Regions from separate parts of the Homo sapiens genome. Here region 2 is linked to region 1. The links are chromatin loops, found by intact Hi-C in ENCODE. Cell type or tissue: Caco-2. All regions are shown on one strand. Links, peaks and the distances in the headings refer to the core of each region. The heading gives the core; the rest is flanking DNA.

What was found. Hi-C counts contacts between places; a loop is a spot of excess contacts. Peaks named below come from ENCODE experiments on the same cell type or tissue, not always from the same donor. Only the 100,000 strongest peaks of a DNase experiment are listed, where the experiment ranks them.
Region 2: it touches region 1 in a loop (22-fold over the local background); 6 of 110 quality-filtered maps call a loop at or near these places.

Annotation. Positions count from the first base shown.
Region 1 is chr11:131,214,492-131,219,870 of GRCh38, forward strand. All of the region lies in intron 2 of LOC107984412 (a long non-coding RNA gene), which reads left to right. Among named protein-coding and RNA genes, the nearest start is that of NTM, 150 kb to the right of the region's middle. In Caco-2, for the core only: a CTCF peak has its summit at 2,975 (motif pointing left); a DNase peak (open chromatin) is centred at 2,996.
Region 2 is chr11:131,022,190-131,027,568 of GRCh38, forward strand. No RefSeq gene overlaps it. Among named protein-coding and RNA genes, the nearest start is that of SNX19, 110 kb to the left of the region's middle. In Caco-2, for the core only: a CTCF peak has its summit at 3,036 (motif pointing right); no DNase peak of the experiment used is centred there.

The DNA of each region.
Region 1 (5,379 bases), core at 240-5,239:
TGAGGTGATGTTAAACAATGAGGTGGTAGGCAGTCAATGACAATAACTTATTTATTCAACAGCATTCAACAGATATTTATTCATCGAGCACCCCCTGCATGCCAAATGCTGAGATGGGTTCTAGGGTCCAAGTGTCAGTAAGAAAACCTGGGAAAAGATGTGCACACTCAAAACTAACACTAGGAGACAAAGGACAGTTGGGAGCAGCAGGAGCATGGCTGGGGATGGGAGGAGGAAGAACAAGTTGTCTTTTGCAAAGACAAACCCTGAGGCTGATGAAGCGGCCTCCTCAGAGAATGCCTGGTAAATGCTAAAAGCGAGATCAATTTCTGACTTTTCCACTGTGCAGGAGAAGCCTCCTGACCTCAATGGAGGATCCCTGAGCTATAGGACTGACGGGGGCTTCATATTTGCAGCTGGAATTTACACGCGCCTCTGCCCTCTTCCACGGCCAAGGTTCCCTTCAAATGGACATTTGAGCATGCTCTGATTCTCAGCACTCCCTGGGGAAAAGAAAGAAGAAACCGGGCTGGCAGAATGGAGGTGAGGGAGGAGGTGGCTGTCTTCAGTATGTACTCCCCTCCTGAGCCTGGCCAAGAGCTCATGCACTCTTTCCCCTGCCTTCTTCCTCTGTGTGCCCACTCTTCTGTCACTGTTCCTGCTCAGCCCTCCCTTCTGCCTTGTTTCCTAGCCATCATCCTACTCCAGACCCTGATTTCTAACGACAAAATCTCAGAGGATACTGGCTGCAGCCCAGGGGTGGGTGTTTCCCACCTTTCAGCTCATCTTCTTACCCCCTACCCTTGTCCTGTCTGGTCTATTCTCAGCCCTCTGACCAGAGTGACCCTTTTAAACATTGGTTGCATCATGTCATTCCACAACTCAGAACTCTCTAATGGCTTCCATCCACCCTGAGAGTAGACTCCAGCCCCTTTCAAAGGATGACAAGGCTTTGTGGCCTGACCCCCAGCTGTCACGCTCCCTCCTGCTCAGCCAGTTCCAGCCAAACTGGCCTTCCTGCTGTCCCTCAGGCATCGTGAGCACGCCTGGCCAAGGGCTGCGCTCAGCTCTTCCCTCTTGCTGCACACTCCCCGTAGCTCTCGCTCCTTAGTGTCCTTCACTAGAGACCAGCTGGGTTAGACAGAGAGCTCCCAAGGAGAGAAGATGGGAAAGACGGCCAATGTCACCTTCTCAGAGCACTGTTCCTCAACATGTCTGGTTATCTGCAGCCTCTTTACTTGGTTTGAGTGTTTTTCTCCAGAGCACATATCAGACACGGCTGAATCCAGGGGCTCTGTCACTTTGGAAATCTTGCCCGCCATGCCCTGTTCCAGTGTCATTCCTCTTTCCCCAGCATTGCAAGAGGCCACCTGCTTCTCTCGGCTTTCACCCCCACCCAGCATCCTCCATGCCAAGAACATGCTTCCTAGCCAATGGTTCCTGGAAAAACACAAGAGCTGACTCCCACGGGGCCACGTTGAGATGGGGCCTGTTTACCACTCTGCGTGGTGAGCGGGGAGGACTATTCTGCCTAACTAGGCCTGGGCCTCACATCTGTCTCTGAAAGGAAGTGGGAGTAGAATCAGCTCCTCCCAAAACACAGGGCTTGAGATGGACAGGAAATGGGTCCCGAATGAAAATCTAGGCCCAGTCCACCCATTAGGAGAAGAGGAAATGAGTACTGAACATGTGAAAAGAACCCATATTCACTAGACCCTGCAAACCCTTCCACAAGTGCGTCCAAGCCTCTTCTCCCTAGGGCCATCCTGTCTGCATCCTGCAATTGTTTTGAACTCATTAAATATCCCTTCTGATCTGCTACTTTCCTGTTTGTAAGTCTGTGGTCCTTAGAGGTTAAAGTCCAAATATCCTAAACTAGCATTAGAAGCCCAGCACAGTGGCCTGGCCTCTCCCCTCTGTCTCTGTGTGGCTTCTCTGTGTGGTCCTCCAGATACACTCACTGCCTGCTGTTGCTTCCCATGCTTTTCCTGATGTGCTATGGTGCCTGTGACCTCCTATGTGAGAACTTCCTGCAACGCTCGGACACACTTTGCTAAAACTCTTTAGTGTTTATCATCTCCACATTCTCTGTATCTTCTCTTGCGTTGTTAGGTGTTCACTCGCGACTTCGCCTTCCATTCCCCCAACCCTGCTGTAGGCTACTTGAGAGTGGGGGCCATTTTGCATATTCCTTAGTAGCAAAAATGCTTCCTAGCCAATGGTTCCTGGAAAAAACCTTAGCATATGTTGGGAACTCAAGAAACCATTACTGATTGTGTAAATGCCATCGTCCTAAATTTCAGCCTTATTCCAAAGAAGCTGTTTCCTCTTCACCAAGTCTCCCAGATGGATGCCTGGACCTAGGGTTGTGTTGCATTGAGAAGTCAATGGGTCGTCTGAGAAAGCTGAAAACTGAAAGACTCTCCACTCTGTATCCCCAGCTTCTCCCTGGCTCCTTTTGCAAAGTTAGGATTTTCTCACCAGGGTTTAATATAATCCCCCGAATTTTTGCTATTTGCCTTCTGTTTTCTGGAGACAAGTTCCAGGGCTCTCATCTGGGCTCAAGAGAGTAGAATGTAGATATTCAGAGAAGCAGAATGACCTGCTTTCTGCATCTCTACCCTCTACTCCACTCCTCACCAATTTTGTGTCTCTCAGAGCTCTGCTCCTGTTCTCACTGTCTCTCAGGTACTGCTGGGTATAGTAAACCTTGTCTTCCAGCAAGGAGGTCGGGCTGGATAACTTACTAGCCACGTGACCTTGAGCAAATTATTGCTGTGACCTCTCTGAGTCTCAGTTTTCAAATTTGTAAAATAGGGATATAATATGAATTTCACAACGATTATGCAGATCAAATGAATAAGGAGTGAAAAAGCTTCTAACTGTGCCAGACACAAGGTAAGCACTCAATAAATATTAACTGCTTAGAATCTCTCTGTCGGACTCTGCCTCTCTTTCATTACAGCTGACATGAGGTTGCCATCTAGTGGGCTCCCTGCTGACAGCTGTGAAGGGCTAAGCAGTGATGGGTGCCCCACAAGGACCAAGACCCCAGGGGCTCCTGAGGCAGGCAGCTTGGATGTCTGCCTGAATCTGAGTGTAAGCATTTGGATTTCTCGCTTGTGTGGCTCCATAGCTCAGTCCTGAGGCGAGATCTCTCACACATCTCTGGCGGCTCCTTCCTAACCACGGAGAAGAAACCCTAACCTGACTCTCACTTGGCTCTTGGTCATGCTTCCCACCAACTCCTGCTTTGTGCTGTAGTGGCAAGCAAGGCACGAAGGCTCTGTTTGGTTTGGAGAGTTCAGTTTTATTAAGCTCCAGGTCTCCCCTATTTTCAGCAGTTTTCCTGATTACCAGATGGATTGGGTGTGCTGAGGGGGCATGGCCAGTGTTTCTATGGAGCAGAATACCTTTGAGTGAATGGGAATCAAACAAAACCAAGAGTGCCTCTTTGAGACTAAAATCCTACTATCAAAACAAGCCTTTGGCCAATCAGAACCCTGTTCTTAACCATAAAGAAATTGAGAAACTTGAGGCCACAGAGGAGGAAGAAATTCACCAGCAGGCAGAAGTCATTAACACCACACAGCATGTCAGCACTGTTATGCAGATGCCCCTCCAAAATTATCACTGTGGGCATGCGGCTGGGAGAGTCCTGTATTGGGTGCCTGCCCCACAGAGCTCTGGGACCACATCAACATGTCAAAGCATAATATGAAAGGGTCTCAGGAATCTTGAAGGAAAAACATGCTTAACTTTAGCTGGGCTTTCATCAAATTAGGTTGGCAGGAAAATGCTTTTTTTTTCCTGCATAACCGCTATTAACACTCCATAGAGCTATTGTTTCTCAGAACATATTGTAAACAATACAGAGTTATACACAGCTCTATGCTAGATTGTGTGTAAAACTGTAGGAGTTCATTCATCCACTCAAACATATTTCTGAGCACCTGCTGAGCACTAAACCCTGATGCAGCAATGAGAAGAACACAATTCTTTCCCTCGTGGAGCTTGCATTCTTGGGGGTAGAGACAGGCCATAAGTGAATATGTAAAACATTTGATACATCAGATGGTGATGCGTATGGTGGACAGCAGTAATCTCTACCTGATGTGAAGTGGACAGGGGTTCAAAGGGTGAGGGTGATGGACTGATATTTTACATAGAGTGGTCAGGGAACTTTCTGAAGGAGATTGGCCATGTGGTCATTGGATGGAAAAGCATTCCAAGCAGAGGAAACATCCCTGAGGGCCTAGTTCCAGAGGCTGGAATGTGCTTGCTGCATTTGAAGGATTGCAAGGAAGTCAAGGAGCCTGTCAAGTGAGAGGTGGGGTGTGGGGAGAGGAGATTAAGGGATAAAGGAGGCAATGGTCAGAGTGGGATATTGAAATGATATTGGAAGAGGCTTCAAGAGTGGGGAGAAGGCAGGGAGGTCAGGAGTGAAGGAAAGAGTTGAATCACGTCTGGAGGATGGGTAGAGTGTGGATATTTAAAGAAAAGAAAGGAAGGAAGGAAGGAAAGAAAGAAAAAGAAAGAAAGAAAGAGAAAGAAAGCTTTCTAGACATGAGCAACAGTCATGAAGAAAGATGGAAGGTTGAGAGCAGAGTGTGTCCTCTGAACTTGGCTTCATAGGATGTGGGTTCAAGCCCCATGTGTGTACCTCAGCGTCCACAATGACAGAATGGGAGAGTGGCACAGACCTCCCTGTGATATGCAGTTAATTGTGTGCCAGCATGGCACGTGCTAAAGAAAGGTGAGAGTGCATTATTAAGAGAGGGAGATTTTATCAATGACCCTGCAGAAACAGGTGACTCAGGGATCCAGCACTTCCCCAGCACCAGAGGTGAATGTATGAGCTGCAGTTTTCCTTCCTGATTTAGGGAGAGGCAGGTGGCTGGTCTCTGTGACAGGTGTATGCTTTTCTTGGTCTAAATGGCTTCTCTCAATCCCAACGCCTTAATGAGATATTAATTAGGTATTATTGTCCATCATATTTTAGAAAGTGGGGAACTATGAGAGCACTTAGATGTTCGAAGTATTTCGGCAAATCAGCTCTTGGAAGAAGGGTTGAGATAGAACTGCCTGGTTCTGTTCATATTCTTGTTGAAAACGACTCATTTCCAGAAGTTAGATAAGCTTTCTTTTTTTATTTTTAATTGTGGTGAAATACATGTAACATAAAATTTTTCATATTAACTATTTTTAAGTGTAGAATTCAATAGTGTTAAGTACACTCACATTGTTGTGTAACCAATCTCCAGAAGTCTTTTCATCTTACAAAGCTGAAAGCCATTAATCACCCATTAATCAACTCCCCATTCCCCCTTCCCCCAGCTCCTAGCAACCACTCTTCTTTCTGTCTCTGTGACTTCAGCT
Region 2 (5,379 bases), core at 212-5,211, 190 kb before region 1:
AAATGCATAAAATAATTATATATTTATGCTTTTGGGCACACAATGTTTAAAAAATGTAATTTGTTTGGGAGGTTGAGGCGGGTGGATCATTTTAGGTCAGGGGTTCAAGACCAGCCTGGCCAACATGGTGAAAGCCTATCTCTCCTAAAAATACAAAAATTAGCCAGGCATGGTGGTGCACTCCTGTAATCCCAGCTACTTGGGAGGCTGAGGCAGAAGCTTTGCTTGAATTGGGGAGGTGGAGGCTGCAGTTAGCTGAGATCGTGCCACTGCACTCCAGCCTGGGTGACAGACCAAGACTCTGTCTAAAAAAAAAAAAAAGATGTAATCTGTGACATCAATATCATAAAGAAGTGAGCAGAGCTTTACAGAAGTAGAGTTTCCATATGTAACTGTAGTTAAGTTGGTATTAATTAAAAATAGATCAGTGTAACTGTGAGATGCTATATGTAACCTCTGGCTAATCACAAATAACATATATAGAATATACACAAAGTATACACTATATACAAAAATTAACTCAAAGTAGGTCAAAGATTTAAATGTAAGAGCAAAACGATAGAACTCCTAGAAGAAAGCAGGCTAAAGCCATCATGACATAAGATTTGGTGAGGATTTCTTGGATCTGACACAAACAGCATGGGTAACAAAAGAGAAAAATAGATAATTTTGACTCAATCCAAATTAAAAACCTTTGTGCATCAAAGGACATTATTAAGAGAGTTAAAAAGCAACACACAGAGTGGGAGAAAATATTTGCAAATAATACATCTGTTAAGGGACTAATAGCCAGAACATATAATGAATTCATGTAACTCAACCACAACAACAAAACAAATCAACCCAATTCAAAAATGGGCCAGTATATTGAATAGACATTTTTCCAAAGAAGATACACAAATTTTCAATAAGCACATGAAAAGATGTTCAACATCACTAGTCATTAGGGAAATGAAAATCAAAATTATATTTAGATACCACTTCACACCCATTAGGATGGTTATTATATATATTTAAAACAGACAACCCCCAGAATGACAAGTGCTAGTGAGGAGATGGAGAAATTAGAACACTTGTGCCTTGCTGGTGGGGATGTAAAATGGTGCAGCTGCTGTGGAAAACTGTATGGTGGTTCCTCAAACATTTAAACATAAAATTACCATATGATCCAGCAATTCCACTTCTAGGTATATACTAAAAAAAAAATGACAGTAGGTACTCTAACAGATACTTGTACACCAATGTTCATAGCAGCATTATTCACAATAGCCAAAAGACGGAAACTATCCAATTGTTCATCAGTGTATAAATAGATAAACAAAATGTGGTACATGCATACAATAGATTATATTCTTTTTTTTTTTTTTTGAGACAGAATCTCAATCTATTTCCTAGGCTGGAGTGCAGTGGCACAATCTCGGCTCACTGCAACCTCTGCCTCCTGGGTTCGAGCGATCCTCTTGCCTCAGCCTCCCGAGTAGCTGGGATGACAGGTGTGTGCCACCATACCCGGCTAATTTTTGTATTTTTAGTAGAGGTGGGGTTTCACTATGTTGGCCAGACTGGTCTTGAACTCCTGACCTCAGGTGATCCGCCCACCTCGGTTTCCTAAAGTGCTGGGATTTCAGGTGTGAGCCACTGTGCCCAGCCAGATATTATTATTCATTCTTAAAAGAAATGAAATTCTTACACATGGCACAACATGGGTAAAGCTTGAGGACATTATGCTAAGTAAACCATACACGAAAGGACAAATATCATATTATTTCACTTATAAGAGGTACCTTAAGTAGACAAAATCAGAGACAAGAAAGTATAGAGGTTATCAGGAGCTGAAGGAATGAAATTACTTTTTGATGGGTATAGAGTTTCTGTTTGGGTTGTATGAAAGTGTTCTGGAAATGGACGTGATGATGGTTGTACAACCATCTGTGAATGTACTTAATGGCACTGAATTGTACTTTTAAGATGGTTAAAATTGTAAGTTTTATGTTATGTATATTTTACCATAATAAAAAGCAACATATTGGAAAAAATAACTCATTCATATAGTTCTTTATATGCTTTTGCACCCATTTTCTTTGATTTTCTGGGTTATAGCCCCTTGCCATCCACTTCTATATACCCTGGGTTTATCCTGTCATAACACTCGTGCCAGCGAGCTGTAGTGTTTGATTATATTGTCCTCTTCAATAGTCTGCAAGTTTTCAGAAGGCAGATTTTCTTTCTCTTGTTCACAGTTGTGTCCCAGGGTCTATTTTGGTGTCTAGCAAGCAGTAAATGCTCAAATACTTGTTGAAAGCATTAACTACTCACAGGTGTGTAAAACGATAGAAGACAAATGTCTTGTGACTCTAAGTCTAACCCTTATTTATTGGGACAATCCAACATTTTCTAATGATCTCTCTGCTTCTAGTACACTACTTCTGTCATTCGAGCTGTATCTGTCTACAGATATGAAAGGTAGATATGTCTTTATAGAAACAGCTTGTATGGGCATGTCGCTTTAAGGATTAATGGTAAGTTCCAGTACAGTCTTTGGAGGAGGTTTCTTCTTGTATACCTGACATTGCCTTTCCCTCATTACCTATAAAATTACCTATAGAAATAATAAGGCAGAGTCTCCTAGGCAAAAATGGAATTGAAAGATCAGTATAGGTCTATTCAGGAGTATTTTCTAGTTTAATCACCTATTATTATATTCTTCCTCGAAGGTTTCTTGTTATGCTGCAATGCAAAGAATGTCCAATGAATTATAGTCAAAACTTAAGTCAGTTCAATACCAGAAACATATGTGTTTCCAAATCATAGTTTTCAAATACATTATTTTTAAACATGTGTCTATTTTGGCATTTTGCAGGCTATAAAATGAAAATATAGCTGAGAAGCACAAAGAATTCTGGCCCAGGTCCCAGATGAGAGGGAAGGGTGGCTTGAGAGGTGAATGTATTTGTTGTGTGAACACAGAATGTTGTGGGCGAACTATTGGGAGAGGATGCATAGGTGGTGCTGTCTTGCTTATTCCCAGCAGAGGGTGCTTTCAGCCTGTGTGAAGCCTCCTGGGTCCTCCCAGCATTCTTCCATCCTTGAGGTTTTCTGTTCTTGTTATTACTTTTAAGTCTCAGCTTTGGTGGCCATAACCTTAGGGAAAAGCATTGAGATCTGAGGTTTGGCCAATGGTTCAAGGTTTATTGAGAAATGCTATGTTCACTTTATCAGGCTGGAGGAAGCTCTCTCTAGTTTTAACCAAAGGCCTGGGGACTGGAACTAAAATTAACAAAAAAGTTTGCAAGGCAAACAGCTCCACCTCTTCTCCCAGACCCAGATTCCTTTTCTCTTTGAACAGTTGGCTTTGAAATCACACCTAGTTTCTCCAGGTTGCAGAGAAATGTGGGAGCATGCGAGATTGTTTCAGTATGGCTGGCTTGGAGAACTGTGTGTCCCAGACTAAATTATCTGAGTGTGTGAGAGGATGACAGGTAAGAAAGACGGGGGAGTAATATATCTTTCATTTGACAGCAAGCTAAGGGACATCTTTGTAGCTCACGGGAGAACCCTGGGAAATGCCAGGCAGTCATGAATGCTAAAGCCTTTGGGATTCCTGCCAAGGAGAGGTGACCTACATGCTCCAGGCCATAACAATTTCACAGGCTACACCAAGAGTGACAGGTTGGCTTACGCTGGAGGTTTTACACTTTGTATGTTCGAAGGCACTGTTTCAGCCACCCTGCCCTCCCCAACACCCACTTTTGCAACCGTCTGCACCCCCAGAGACGTTTGAAGACAACTTTTAAACTTTCAGTGTTAGTATTCAACTACCCATGTGAATGCAAATGGGGAGGTTGTGGAAAGTCTGTGGTTTCCATCATAGACAGCTGCTGGGAGTGTTAAATCATGAATTTCTTGCTTTAAAAGGTCAAGTCTCTTATTAACAGCGGCTTGAATGGGAATCAGGCCTTTGGCTAAGCGCTGGGGATAAGAGGGGAAAAGGGACATTTGCTGAGTTCCTGAAATGTGCTAGGTGCTTGTTCTCCTCTGGCAACCACAGAGCCCAGTGACATCAGCACAATCATCTTTTACCATGTAGTGAACTTAAAGTTTAAGAACCCCATCCAAAGTCACAGTCAGGGTTAGGGCCAGAATTGGGCACATGTCTGTCTGTGAACAAATTTCTGATTCATTTCACCCATCGATACTGGGCTCCTTGGGATTTAAGGAGATCAAAATCTTTCCATATGTGTAGTGCAGTTTCCTTCCTAGGGAAAGGGCAGATTCGCTTGGGAAGCTGAAATGAAATTGCTATGGGGAAAAATGGTCTATGAGAAATAGGCGCACTTGGGTCATAGCTTCTTTCTAGGTATCAAGGCTGAAGCCTGGGCTTATTCCCCAGATTGCTTTTCTTGTGGGAAGGTACAGACTGGGCCAATATGGTCTCCGAGTCCTATTAACCTGAGCCCAATCTGCAAAATCTCTGCACCCCATACAGAAGGCTCTGGGTCTTCTGGGAAGAAAATTCTTTCTTGAAGAGTCTGATTGGAGCTTTATCGCAGCCCCTAGGAAGGAGGGTGCCTAGGGAAAAATAAGAAATCACTGGGTCTATAGAGCAAAACATGCTGTATTCAAGTGTGTTCTACTGAGTAGCTTTTCTTAGCACAGATTCTGGGAACATGACTTTGACGATGATGACAGTGGTCTGGGCTAAATGAGGTACACATGGAGTGGACTTGGGTTTGTTCACATGAAACTAGCTGATCTCCTGGGATGGAGTGAAGTGGGAACTGAAGAAAGCTGGGCAGGTGATGTGAGGGAGACAGAACCTAGGAGTTGGGAGAACTCCAGCTGGGAGGGGAGGCAGTTGGCCTCTGGGCAACCAGCAGTGGAGTTTCTCATTGTCTCTGAAGTCATTCATAGGGTCCCACCATGGGCCAAACTTCCTCAGTCATGGGACGAAGGCTTTCTAAGACCCTGTCCTTTTGCACAAAGAGAAGGTAAAAGTGTTCCTTCAGATATAATTCAGTTAAAGCCCCAGGTACAGTGGGGCTTGTAACCTTTTTGTCTTCTTGCCGTTACTCATCTGTTCTTCTCTCTTGGGGTGTTCTTCCCTACCTCCCATCATTGGGCAAGTCCCATTTATTTTCCAAGTCCCACTTGTCATCTCCCCTCTCATTCTTCCTCCTCACTGTCAAACGCAGGCACCCAAATAAAATTTTGGTAAGTCAAAGCTGAGTTTCTTGCATGCCATGGCGGAAGAACATGACACTGATGGAGTTCTTGTAGTGTCTTGGAGGGAGGAGGGCAAGGCCGGGCTAGTTCTGAGGCTGTGAAGTCTTGTTTGAGGTGGGCCTTTCAATGCAGAAGCTTGATTAGGATTGGGTAAAG